Regions from separate parts of the Homo sapiens genome. Here region 1 is linked to region 2. The links are chromatin loops, found by intact Hi-C in ENCODE. Cell type or tissue: ascending aorta. All regions are shown on one strand. Each heading gives the region's core, and the rest is flanking DNA. Links, peaks and the distances in the headings are about the cores only. Region 1 has its middle 31 kb from the start of LINC01738. Region 2 has its middle 84 kb from the start of FOXD2.

Region 1 (5,374 bases), core at 66-5,065, 140 kb after region 2:
TTTGAATCTTGGTTTGGCCATTCATTAGCCAAAGGCTGTGCCTCAGTTTACCATCTGTCAGTGAGAATTATGGTGGCATCCACCCCATGAGGATTTTTGTGAGAATAAAATGAGTTGGTAGATGTGAAGTGCTCAGAGCAGCACCTGTTACAGAGCAGGCACAGACAGAAGTGGTAGCTGTTGCTATTGTTATTGTAATGAATAGAGCTTCATGTATGGAGTGCGGAGAGAACTGGGTTGGAAGGTTTGGGTTTCTAACATATTATCTATGATGATAGTAACTTTGGCTAAAGACGTTTAGCAAAATCCAGCATTATATCAACATCATTTTCATTGCACAAGAAGGCTGCTGCATGCTGGAAGGAGCTATTGAGAGAGAGTGGGAGGACAGTGTTTCAAGGCAGAATCTTAGTGAACGAATGCCTTGAGGCAGCAGGGTGAGGGTGCTTAGGGCTGGGAGAAAACCAGAGACTTAGGAAGCAATCATGAAACACAGACGAAACTAGAGAAAACATCAGTTTGTGCCTATTCCACATATTTATTTCAGTCTTGCTCATTTAAAAAATCTTGCTTTATATATATGTATAACTGAGATTAATCTTATCTTTTAAAATATGCTGTTATTTGAGTCCAAAAAATGGCCCATAACCAGCCTCTGGGGAAAACCAGAGGACTCTTTAAGGACAGCTTTTTCTTCATCAACCCCACATGAAGTCAGCTTCCAGATGCCTGAGTCCCCCTTTCCAGCCGCTCATATCTGTCCCCTTTCTCCATCCAGCCTGCCCTGGCCCTGCTGCCTCAGTATCCCTCACTTGGAGCCCTGCTGGAGCTCCTCCAGCTGGGGCAGGTTGGGCTTCCATCCCTTCAGCCTCTCCTCCCTGTGCCAAATGGCTCTGTTGCTTCAGGGCTGGGCTGGCAGAGATTGGCATCTGAGGCCCCCCAGGATTTGGCCCCAACCTCTGTTTCCAAACCTCTTTCCCACCACTCCTCGAACATATCCTCTCCTCTAGCCAAACTGGACAGCTTGTATGGGAAAAGAAAGGAAAAACCATTAGGCCTCATATGCAAAACCACAGTTAAAAAAAAAAAGTTCGTGTCTCTATAAAGTTTGTGATTTCTTTCTTCACCATGTTTCCTGAATGACTTCCCAGCTCTCTCCCCAGTTTATCTACTGAACCTCCCCTCCCTTGGCTCCCACCAGTTGTCCCAGCTCCACTCTGCCAGCCATTTCCCCTCGCCAGCCCTGCCAGAGAAACTTATGTCCACTCAGAGCCTCTACAACTCTTTATTTTTCCATTTCCTTTGACTTTGATCATTTTCTGCCTTTTATTATTTTTTCTATAGTTTCTCTACCAAGCTCTGAAGTCCCTGAATGAATAAGCTGTCATTCATTCACTCACTTACTCATTCACGCATTCATTCATTCATTCCACTGGACGTCCAAAATGCCAGGTCTTTTCCTACACTGTGATGACACCAAGATGAATAAGACAGGTCCTTGTTTCTAAGGATTTCAATTCTCAATTAAAAAGTTGAATAAAAAAGCCAGTGATTCTTAGCCTTTTGGGGTATTTGTCCCCTTAGAGAATTTGATAAATGTTTTCACCAGTGAAGATATGCACAAAAAATATTGTCTACTACTCGGGATGTTTCCAGATCTTCAGAAGCCATGGGTACCAGGGTTAACAGAGATGAGGAGAGCACCTAATAAGTGTCGGTTCCTGCAGAAGGTGCCTTGTTTGTATTGCCTCTAAATCATCACATCCACCAGTCTCTCCCGCTACCCACTGCAGACTGACACATTGGTGGCTCGGGATGAGCAAACATAGGCATGTATGAGGGGCACAGCTCCCCCTGGCCATGCAGCCAGTGCCCAGGTCACTTGGACCTTCTCTTCCCTGCCCTGTTGAGGGATGGGTGGAATGGAGGCTGCCAAGAAATTGCCCTCCAGATCAGAGGCTGTTTCTTTTTGCTGGGGGACTCTGTGTTCTCAGAGGCAATGGTTTCGTGTTTCTCTAAGAAACGGTTTCCTATTTTAGACTTGTCACTGGAACAGGATGGCCTTTGGCCAGCCAGCCTCACTGTGGGGAGGCAACTATGTTTTGGAGTGGAGCTGTCCCAGGCCTATCACACGAGAGCCTCCGTCTGGGCCTCCCTGACATTTATGCCTGTGCCTCTGCCTATTACAGCCCAGGAGCAATGGGAGAGGGTGAGGAGAGGTGCCCAGACTTACCCTTTCTGGAGCCATGGAAGTAAGGAGGAGTGGGGAAGAGAGGACTCAAGTCTCGAAGGAGCTGCGGCTGAGAGTTCTCACTGTAGCACAGACATGGGTCCTGGGACTTTGAATGCAGCCATCTTGGGTCATGTTTGCATGGAAGAACAATCTAGAAGTCCCTCCTTGGTCGCTCTCCCTTTTTTTTCCCCTCCAGCAGAAGATTTGTGGTATCTGGGAAAAAAAGAAAGGAAAAACTATTAGGTCTTGAATGTAAAACCACGGGACTTTTAAAAAAAGTGTTTATTTTTCTGCAAAGTTTGTTTTTCTTCCGATGGGAGCCAAGACGCTCTCTAATGCTGGTCTTTGCTGGCAGCGGGGAGCAATGGAAAAGATTGCTCTATATGGAAGAAGTCTGCTGATTGGGAAACAGCAGGCCCAAGCGGAGCGGATCTGATTCACACGTCTTCCTGCGAGTGGCTCATGCGGGGCAGGAGGAGGTCGTGTCTGAGGAGACAGGGGACCAAGAAGAATAGGAGGGCAACACATGGCCCCCTTCCCTGGGAAGAGAGCTATCGTGACTGCAGGGCAAAAATGATGCTACCAGTTCCTGAATACCTACTATGTGCCAAGCACTGAACTAGGTGCTTCACATTTATATAATTTGCTCCCCACCAGAAACCCGTGAAGTTGGTATTGTTACTATTTCACAAATGGCAACACTGAGGCTAGAGAATGTAAGTCATGAAGATTCCACAGCAGCCAAGTGGTACAGCTGGGACCTGAACCTAGGTGTAGCCAGATTCCCATACCTGTGCTTTAGAGTTCTGTTATTTAGTGTCTCTCAAGTGACACTTGAGAGACATTAAATATGCAAGTTACTCAACCTTTCTGAGCCTTGGTTTTCTGATATATAAAATGGATACTGCAGAGTTTTTCTGAGGATCCAATGAGAAGATAGGTGTAAAGCAACTTAGAGTAGGGCCTGTAAATCGTTACTGTGTAAGAGTTTGCTCTAATAAAAGTAATTATTAGTGCTACATTCTAACAGACTTGTGCTTGACAACATGGTATTGAGGGACAGATGAAGAAGGACATTGGTCTTTGTCCTCAGGTTGTGCATAGTCTGGTTGCACAGACAAGCCCCACCTATTTGGTCATTAAGTCCTTCATTCACACATGTGTACCCCCTCCCCAGCATGTGCCAGGCCTCAGGTCATTGCAGGGCTCCCAGGTGAGAGTCAGATGTAGTCGTTGCCCTGGGGGAGGACACAGCTTGTTGGGCAGAACAGATGGGTCCACAGAGGAGGACGACACAGCGTGATGCCCTGTGATGAAGGGCATGCTGTGATCTGCCCTCCCCTCTACCCTGGCTTCCACCTCGGCTCTTGCCTGGGCTGTCCCCTCTTCCTAGAGTGCCCCTCTGCCTGGCTAATTCCTCCATCTTTCAGCACTGACTCAGGTGCCATGTCCTCCAAGAAGATTTTCCCAACCCGGGCTTCACCCCCAACCCCCATCTCCAAGCTCCTGGTGCTCCCCTCTCCCAGTCTTGTGGTCATCTACTCCTCCGTCATTCCCATGCCGGGTGGGGACTCCGGTGCCTCACCCTGACCCTAGCACATGCTCAGGGAGTTTTTGCTGAACTTCTGTGACTCTCATTTTTTCCCCTCAAGGTAAGTGTGGCTTTGTCAATCATGCCAAAGGAAGTGCCAGAACGGTGTGACTTCAGGCTCTGGTTGGAGGAAGAAGGGATGTGTTGGGTGGGTGGAAAAGGTTTTTGGCCACAGCAGTTGCAGCAAGCCTGCATGGTGAGCATGCTTGCTGGAGTTGGACAAACATGGGCCAGAGACCAGGCTCTGACACTTTCATTAATGCCCTTATGAGTGACTTATTTAATCTTAGTTTCCACATCTGGAAAAAGGGTGCCAATAATACCTACTTCACAGACTTGTCAGGAGTTTAAATGAGTTAATTAATATAAAGTTATTGTACCCTGTGCCTATCCATGGTCAGAGTACAATAAATATCAGTGCTGTCACTGTCATTACCATGGCGATGATGACAGTGGTCAACCAATGCTAGCTGGACTGAGCCTTGGCAATGACCAACAAGTTATCTCTTTAAGACTGATTTCCTTGAAGAGTGCTAAGAGAGCCATTGAGACATCATCCTCTGTGCTGGAGGAAAGAGAAATGTGTGTCGCTGTGTAACAGTCATATTTTAAATGTCACAGCTCCTGCGTGGGGCTCCTCCTACAAGAAGCTTTCGCTGACCGTGCCTGCTTGGTCTGTTCTCTCCTCTTTGAGCTCTCACAGCACGTAGCCCCAAGCTGCCCATTCAGCACTTGATTATAGACTGTCTGGCTTGCCCTCTAATTGCTTTCTCTGTGTATGGGCTTGTCTGCCAGGCTAAATCACAAGATCTGTAAGAATAATGATTGCCTCTCATTTACGTCTCTCCAAACACCTAGTTCAGTACTTTCTGCACGGTAGAAATTTAATAAGTAACATGTTGATTTGACCTCCTTAGAAACATTTGGTGTAGTACCTGTCATAAAAGAAACATTAAGATCCCACTAGAAATAGGGCAGAAATGGCCATGTAAATGGCCAAGAAATATGAAAAAAATTAATTTGGCCTATTAGAAATCAAAGAAATGTAAATTAAATTGAGATCCCATTTTCCTTATTTGTAGACACTCATTTAAAATGATAAAAGTGCTAGGGAGGTGGGTTGGGGCTCTCTCAAATGTTGTTGGTGGGAGGGTAATCCAATTCTTTCTATGACAATTTGCAGTATTTAGCAAAAGTCTAAAAAAAAGCCTGTACCTATTGACTCAGTAATTCCACTTCTATAAATCTTTCCCAGGAAATACTAAGAGATATAGACAAATATTTATGTACAAGGATGATCATCACACTGCAATTTTTAATAGTGAATTTTGAAAGATGGGCTAAGTAAATTATGGCATAGGATGGAGTATCAAGGAGCCAATAAAACAATGGTTTTATTTGAAAAGATGCTGAACTCTTCCACAGTGAAAGAGATGAAAGTTAAGGCACTTTTTAACTACAAAAATAAAAAATAATAATTTATGAAACACACCGTAGAAAGACAAGCATTTAAACAGACTGTGAGGATATTCATCCTCAATGACAATTTT
Region 2 (5,374 bases), core at 112-5,111:
ACCTGTAATCCCAGCACTTTGGAAGGTCGAGGTGGGCAGATTACCTGAGGTCAGGAGTTCAAGACCAGCCTGGCCAACATGGTGAGACCCCCATCTCTAATAAAAATACAAAAATTAGCCTGGCATGGTGGCACACACCTGGAATCCAAGCTACTCCAGAGGCTGAGGGAGGAGAATCGCTTGAACCCAGGAGGCTGAGGTTGCAGTGAGCCGAGACGGCACCATTGCACTCCAGCTTGGGTGATAGAGCGAGAATTCGTCAAAAAAAAAAACAAAAACCAAACAAACAAAAAACCAAAAAACTAATCTCTAGTGTGTTAGAAGTCAGAACAGTGTTTGCCTCTGGAGGGTGGAATTGACTGGGGAAGGTTTTGAGACTCCGTCTCTAAAAAAAATAGAAAAACGGGTGGAGTCAGGACCGGGGCCCAGGTCTCTGACTACAGCATCGTGCTACTCAGAGTTGTGATTTCAAAGTGTGTTTTACTGGACTGTGAGCTCCCTGAAGGCCAGAGCCTTATCTGATCCAACTCAGTGGGCCAAGGACAGGTTGATGCACCCAAGAATGTCTGATGGATGACTGAATACATCATGTTATGAATCAGTGATGGTGTGGGCAGGGAGGGAGGGTGGATGAAGACATGATGGATCAGGAGGAGGTATAGCCTTGACTCTGCCCAAGGCAGTTAATCCTTTTAAAACTAAGTTTCTTTAGCTATAGAATGGGCATCAGCCATACAGACCACACAGTGGCTTTGAAGATTCGATGTGAGAAAAGCCCTGGACACTGGCCGGTGAGTGCAGCTTTTGGGCAGCAAAGCAGGATAAGCACCTGGAGTGGGGCTGGGGCTGCTGATGACTGTGGAACTCTGGCTGAAGGGCACACTATCCTCTGAGAGGAGAAGGTGAGCACTGGAGTGACATGAGACTCTCTGTCCATCTGTGCAGGGAGCTACATGAGCAAACAGAGCCGTCCACTGGTGAACAAGGCCATCCCTGGCTGGCCTGTCTGTCACTCACAATAAGCCAGGACTTATCTCTTTAGGTCAGCGTGGGCCTTTGGGGAAGAGCTGTCACTGTCCTTGCCTGCTGAGGAGGGCCCTGTCTCCAGGAAGAGCTGTGCTTGCTGAAGAGCTATCACTGACTCAGGAGGCATCTTTAACCTAGCTCCAACTGCATGGCCCAGGATTTGAAGCCGGCATTAATTGACCTGAGAGTTGTTCATGTAGGAAGAAGTTTGCTGGCACCTGGGAAGTCAATACTAATAATAATAGTCTTTCCATAGGCCCAGCACCCTACAGTTTGCAAATTCTCTTCCTCCTCTCCTCCCACTTAACAAATTTCCTTCTTTGGCTTTCTTACAAGCCTTGGAAGATAAAATAGTATTTTCACGATCATTTATCAGAAAATAAAGCTGAAGCCCAAGGACGACGAGTGCCTTGTCCAGGTTTCTAGGCAAGTCCAGGGCAGAGCTGGGACCAAGACGCCCGTGTCCTGATTCCTAGCCATGCCTCTTTGCTCTGTAGTCCTAGGAGGTGACTTCTTGGCCAAGCACGCATGACCACCTCCAGCTTCTTGGACAGCCACAAAGCATCAGGTTTACTGGACTCAGGGGCCTTTAGGTGAATCCTTCACACTTTGGTTGGCCATCTTCCATTTTTGTGGGTTTTCTCTGCGCCTTACCTCAGCAGAGGCTCAGAAAGGGGCTTGAAGGTAAGGTGTTGTGTACAGGACAGCCGGGCTAAGTGGGGGCTTCCATGTCTACTACTCACAGGGTATAAATGATAAATGGAATTGGGGGCTGAGGGATGCTGGGATTCCCTTTGTACAGAGGCCATGAAGGCACCAAAGGGGGTGGTGATTGGGAATCTGGAGTGAAGGCAGGAGAAAGGCCCTGCCCCACCCTCATCTAGGAGGCATCATAACCCAGTTAAGGCCACTCTGGAGCCAAACACATGAGGTTCCAATCCCTACCCGTCCACTTCTCAGGGAGCACTTTACAATCTCTATGCCTTAGCTTGCTCAGACTTAAAATGGCACAGTCATACTAGCATAGGGCTCATTGGGTTGTCAGGAGGATTGAATGAGGTGATACGTGTACAGTTCCTGGAACAATGCCTTAAACACACGGGAAACATTCGACATGACCTTGATTTGCTCTCCCCTGGCCAGAAGGGAGGGAGATAGACCTTTTACAGTTGGATATTTCCTCTCCTTTGGGAAGTCACAGCTCAGGGATTACCTGGGAGGGTGAGGGTGACCATGCCCATCTACCCCCTTGCCAGAGCTGAAGAGGGAAGGGGCGGGGCTGTGAGATCTGTGGTGTGGTGCTGAAGGAGCTGCTGCCTCACAGCCTCATGCCCAGCCCGTCCCCGGTGATAAATCACAAACATATTTTTAATGATTATTTAAAGCTCTTGGCTGCATGCCTGTTCTGGAAGGGCCATCTTAGCCCTTGTCAGGCCGTGGCAGATTGAAGGGAAGCTTGCACATCACTTATTGAGGGTGACTTCTTTTATTCCATTATTTTTATAATAGACTCACTGACAAAATATTGTTCTTGGCCCCAGCCTGGCCCCTTTGCTTGTGTTCGGAGGTAACAGGCTGCCCCGGCCAGGGAACTGCAAGTTTCCCATCAAGAGGGAGGCAGACAAGGGCTCGGCAATTCCTCATCCACCAGAGTATTATTTGCAGGGTGAGGAGGGAGTGAGTCTTGCAGGGTGAGGAGGGAGTGAGTAGTTAGCAGCCTTGTTTAGTGAACTGTAGGCCTGGGCCCAAGTCCCCTCCGCTCAGTTCCGAGGGGTGAGAAATGAGGCAGAGAGGAGAGATCAGGGGGTTGTGTGTGCTTCCCGGTTCTGTTTTCATTCACTGGCAAACATTTATACTGAGCACACATGCTCAGCACTGTCCCCACCACACCCTGCCAAACAGGGCCATCTAGGAAAGTGATCATCAAACTGTGCCTCATGGAACCCTAGGGTTCAGAAATTACAACACTGGTATTTTCTGGAAATTACCAGGATGGGGTATGTAGGAAAGAAGTGGAGCTCTGGGCCTGCCACCCCATCCTCAGCCTGAGTAGCCCTGATTTTATTTTGCTTTGACTTTGAGCTTCTCTCTAAGGTTTCATTTGAAGAATGGATTCTTCTGGTTAAAAGTTTGAATATCACTGTTAATTCCTTTATTGTACAAAAGGGAAACAGAGGCCCAGAGAGGGGACAGAGTTGCCCAAGGTCACATAGACATTTGCAGAGTAAGGATCCATCTCCTGGCCCCCAGCTGTGTGAGGAGCTGGAACTGGCATGTGAAACAATCAGAGAACAAGAAACATTGGTCTGGAACCAAGTTTGCAGACCAGGTCATGAATATCCTCATGTGTGACCATCCTTTCCAGGTATGTCTGTGGGAGCCCAGAATTATGCACCCTCCCAGGTATGTTAGTCTGCTTGGGCTCCTATAACAAAATACCATAGATTGTGTGGCTTTAATAAAAGAAATTAATTTTCTCATACTTCTGGAGGCTGGAAGTCCGAGACCAAGGTGCCAGCTTCCAGCATAGTTGGGTTCTGGTGAGGGCTCTCTTCTTGGCTTGTAGACAGCTGCCTTCTTGCTGTATAAGAGGGAGAGAGAGAGAGAGAGGTGAGAGAATCATTGGGATCTCATGTTTTCTTTTTATAAGCGCATTAATTCCATCATGAAGGTTCTACCCTCATGACCTAATCTAACCCTAATAATTTCTCAAAGGCCCCACCTCCAAATATCCTCACATTGGAGATTGGGGTTTCAACATATGAACTTTGAGGAGGACACAGACATTCAGTCCGTAGCACAGGAGTGTCCATTCTATTCAGCTCAGTTTCAATGGTCTCCATTGCATTCAGCGAGCATATAACCTGTGGGAGTCCAGCTGCCCTGACCTTGAGGTCAGTGTCCTGAAACTCCCATGGTCCAAGATTCACAGACTTTGGACCTGCTGGGGAAAACAGCACTGGGGGAAAATATCTCAGGCAGGATGCCAGGAGGAAACAGATGGCATGCTAAGGTTGGCTAATGTTGGTGAGTTTTTTTTTATGTTGGTAAAATGTATATAGCATAAAATTTATCATTTTAACCACTTTTAAGTATACAGTTCAGTGGCATTAAGTATATTCGCACTGTTGTGTAACCATCACGATCATCCATCTCCAGAATGGTTTTATCTTCCCCAACCGAAACTTTGTACCCTTTTAAACACGAACTCCCCATTCTCTCTTCCCCTCCCCCTGGTATCCATTGTTCTACTCTCTATCTCTCTGAATTTGCCCATTCTAGGTATGGAGGTGAGTTTCTAGAAGGGACTATTTACAAAAGTGTAGGGAGGGCTTGAAAAAAGCAATAAGGGATGGGGCAGTGCTCTGGGGCTGGTCACGTCAGGAAGCTAGTACCACCGCTAGGTACTGAAAACTGGAGAGACCGTTCTATGGCAGGTGTTGGCTGCCAGGGGCTGTGGCTTTCCAATTAGAGGGATGTGCCAATTCCTGGTGTGCCAGCTCTCCCTCTGACTCTGCCGAGTCTCCACTGTCCTATCAGTGTAGTCCTTACATGCCAGCCTTGGAGGCACAGAAGAGAGCAAGAAGGGTAGAAGGTGGATGTGAAGGGGCAGTGGAAGATGGTGAGCTCAAAAGCAAGCCCAGCAGGGCCTCAGAGCTGTTTAATTACACGAAAATGAACCACAGAGGCAGCACACTGAATTAAAAGGCTCCTGTGGCAGTTTGTATATTGTGGGTGAATGACAATGGGAAGGTGTAATCAATTTCCATTTCCTGTCCCTTGCTCCCTAGCAACTTCCCACACTCAATGACTGGCTTGCAAATTTGTTTTGCTTTGTGGCAGATGATATGGATGCTGAGAGGTGCGCCCCTGCCCCCAAGTGTCAAATTCTCTATCTGAATGGCTCACGCCTCTGATTTCATATCTCGAAGTTGCCAACTTCTGCTGTTGAAGGAACAAAGCTGTGAGTGGCCTTTATTTAGCCTTCAAAGCAGAGTTGAGTTATTTCTTTTCTCTCTCTCTCTTTTTGTTTTTTTTTAGACAGAGTTTAGCTATGTCACCCAGGTTGGAGTGCTGTGAAACAATCATGGCTCACTGCAGCCTCTACTGCCTCGGCTCAAGTAATGATCCCACCTCAGCCTCCCAAGTGGCTGGGAACACAGGCACTTACCACCATGCCTGACTAATTTTTTAATTTTTGTAGAGACGGGGTCTCACTATGTTGCCCAGGCTGGTGTTGAATTCCTGGGCTCAATTAATCCTCCAGCCTTGGCCTCACAAAATGCTGACATTATAGGCGTGAGTCACCACGCCTTGTGGGAGGTATTTCTTAACCCCCTTCAACCAG

Evidence for each region. Peaks named below come from ENCODE experiments on the same cell type or tissue, not always from the same donor. Only the 100,000 strongest peaks of a DNase experiment are listed, where the experiment ranks them.
Region 1: a loop joins it to region 2, with 2.3 times the contacts of the local background. A loop is called at or near these places in 1 of 110 quality-filtered maps.

The regions. Positions count from the first base shown.
Region 1 is chr1:47,654,870-47,660,243 of GRCh38, forward strand. No RefSeq gene overlaps it. Among named protein-coding and RNA genes, the nearest start is that of LINC01738, 31 kb to the right of the region's middle. In ascending aorta, for the core only: no CTCF peak of the experiment used is centred there; DNase peaks (open chromatin) are centred at 822, 1,242, 2,022 and 2,642; H3K4me3 peaks cover 758 bases; H3K27ac peaks cover 4,033 bases.
Region 2 is chr1:47,519,148-47,524,521 of GRCh38, forward strand. No RefSeq gene overlaps it. Among named protein-coding and RNA genes, the nearest start is that of FOXD2, 84 kb to the left of the region's middle. In ascending aorta, for the core only: no CTCF peak of the experiment used is centred there; a DNase peak (open chromatin) is centred at 2,614; H3K27ac peaks cover 2,835 bases.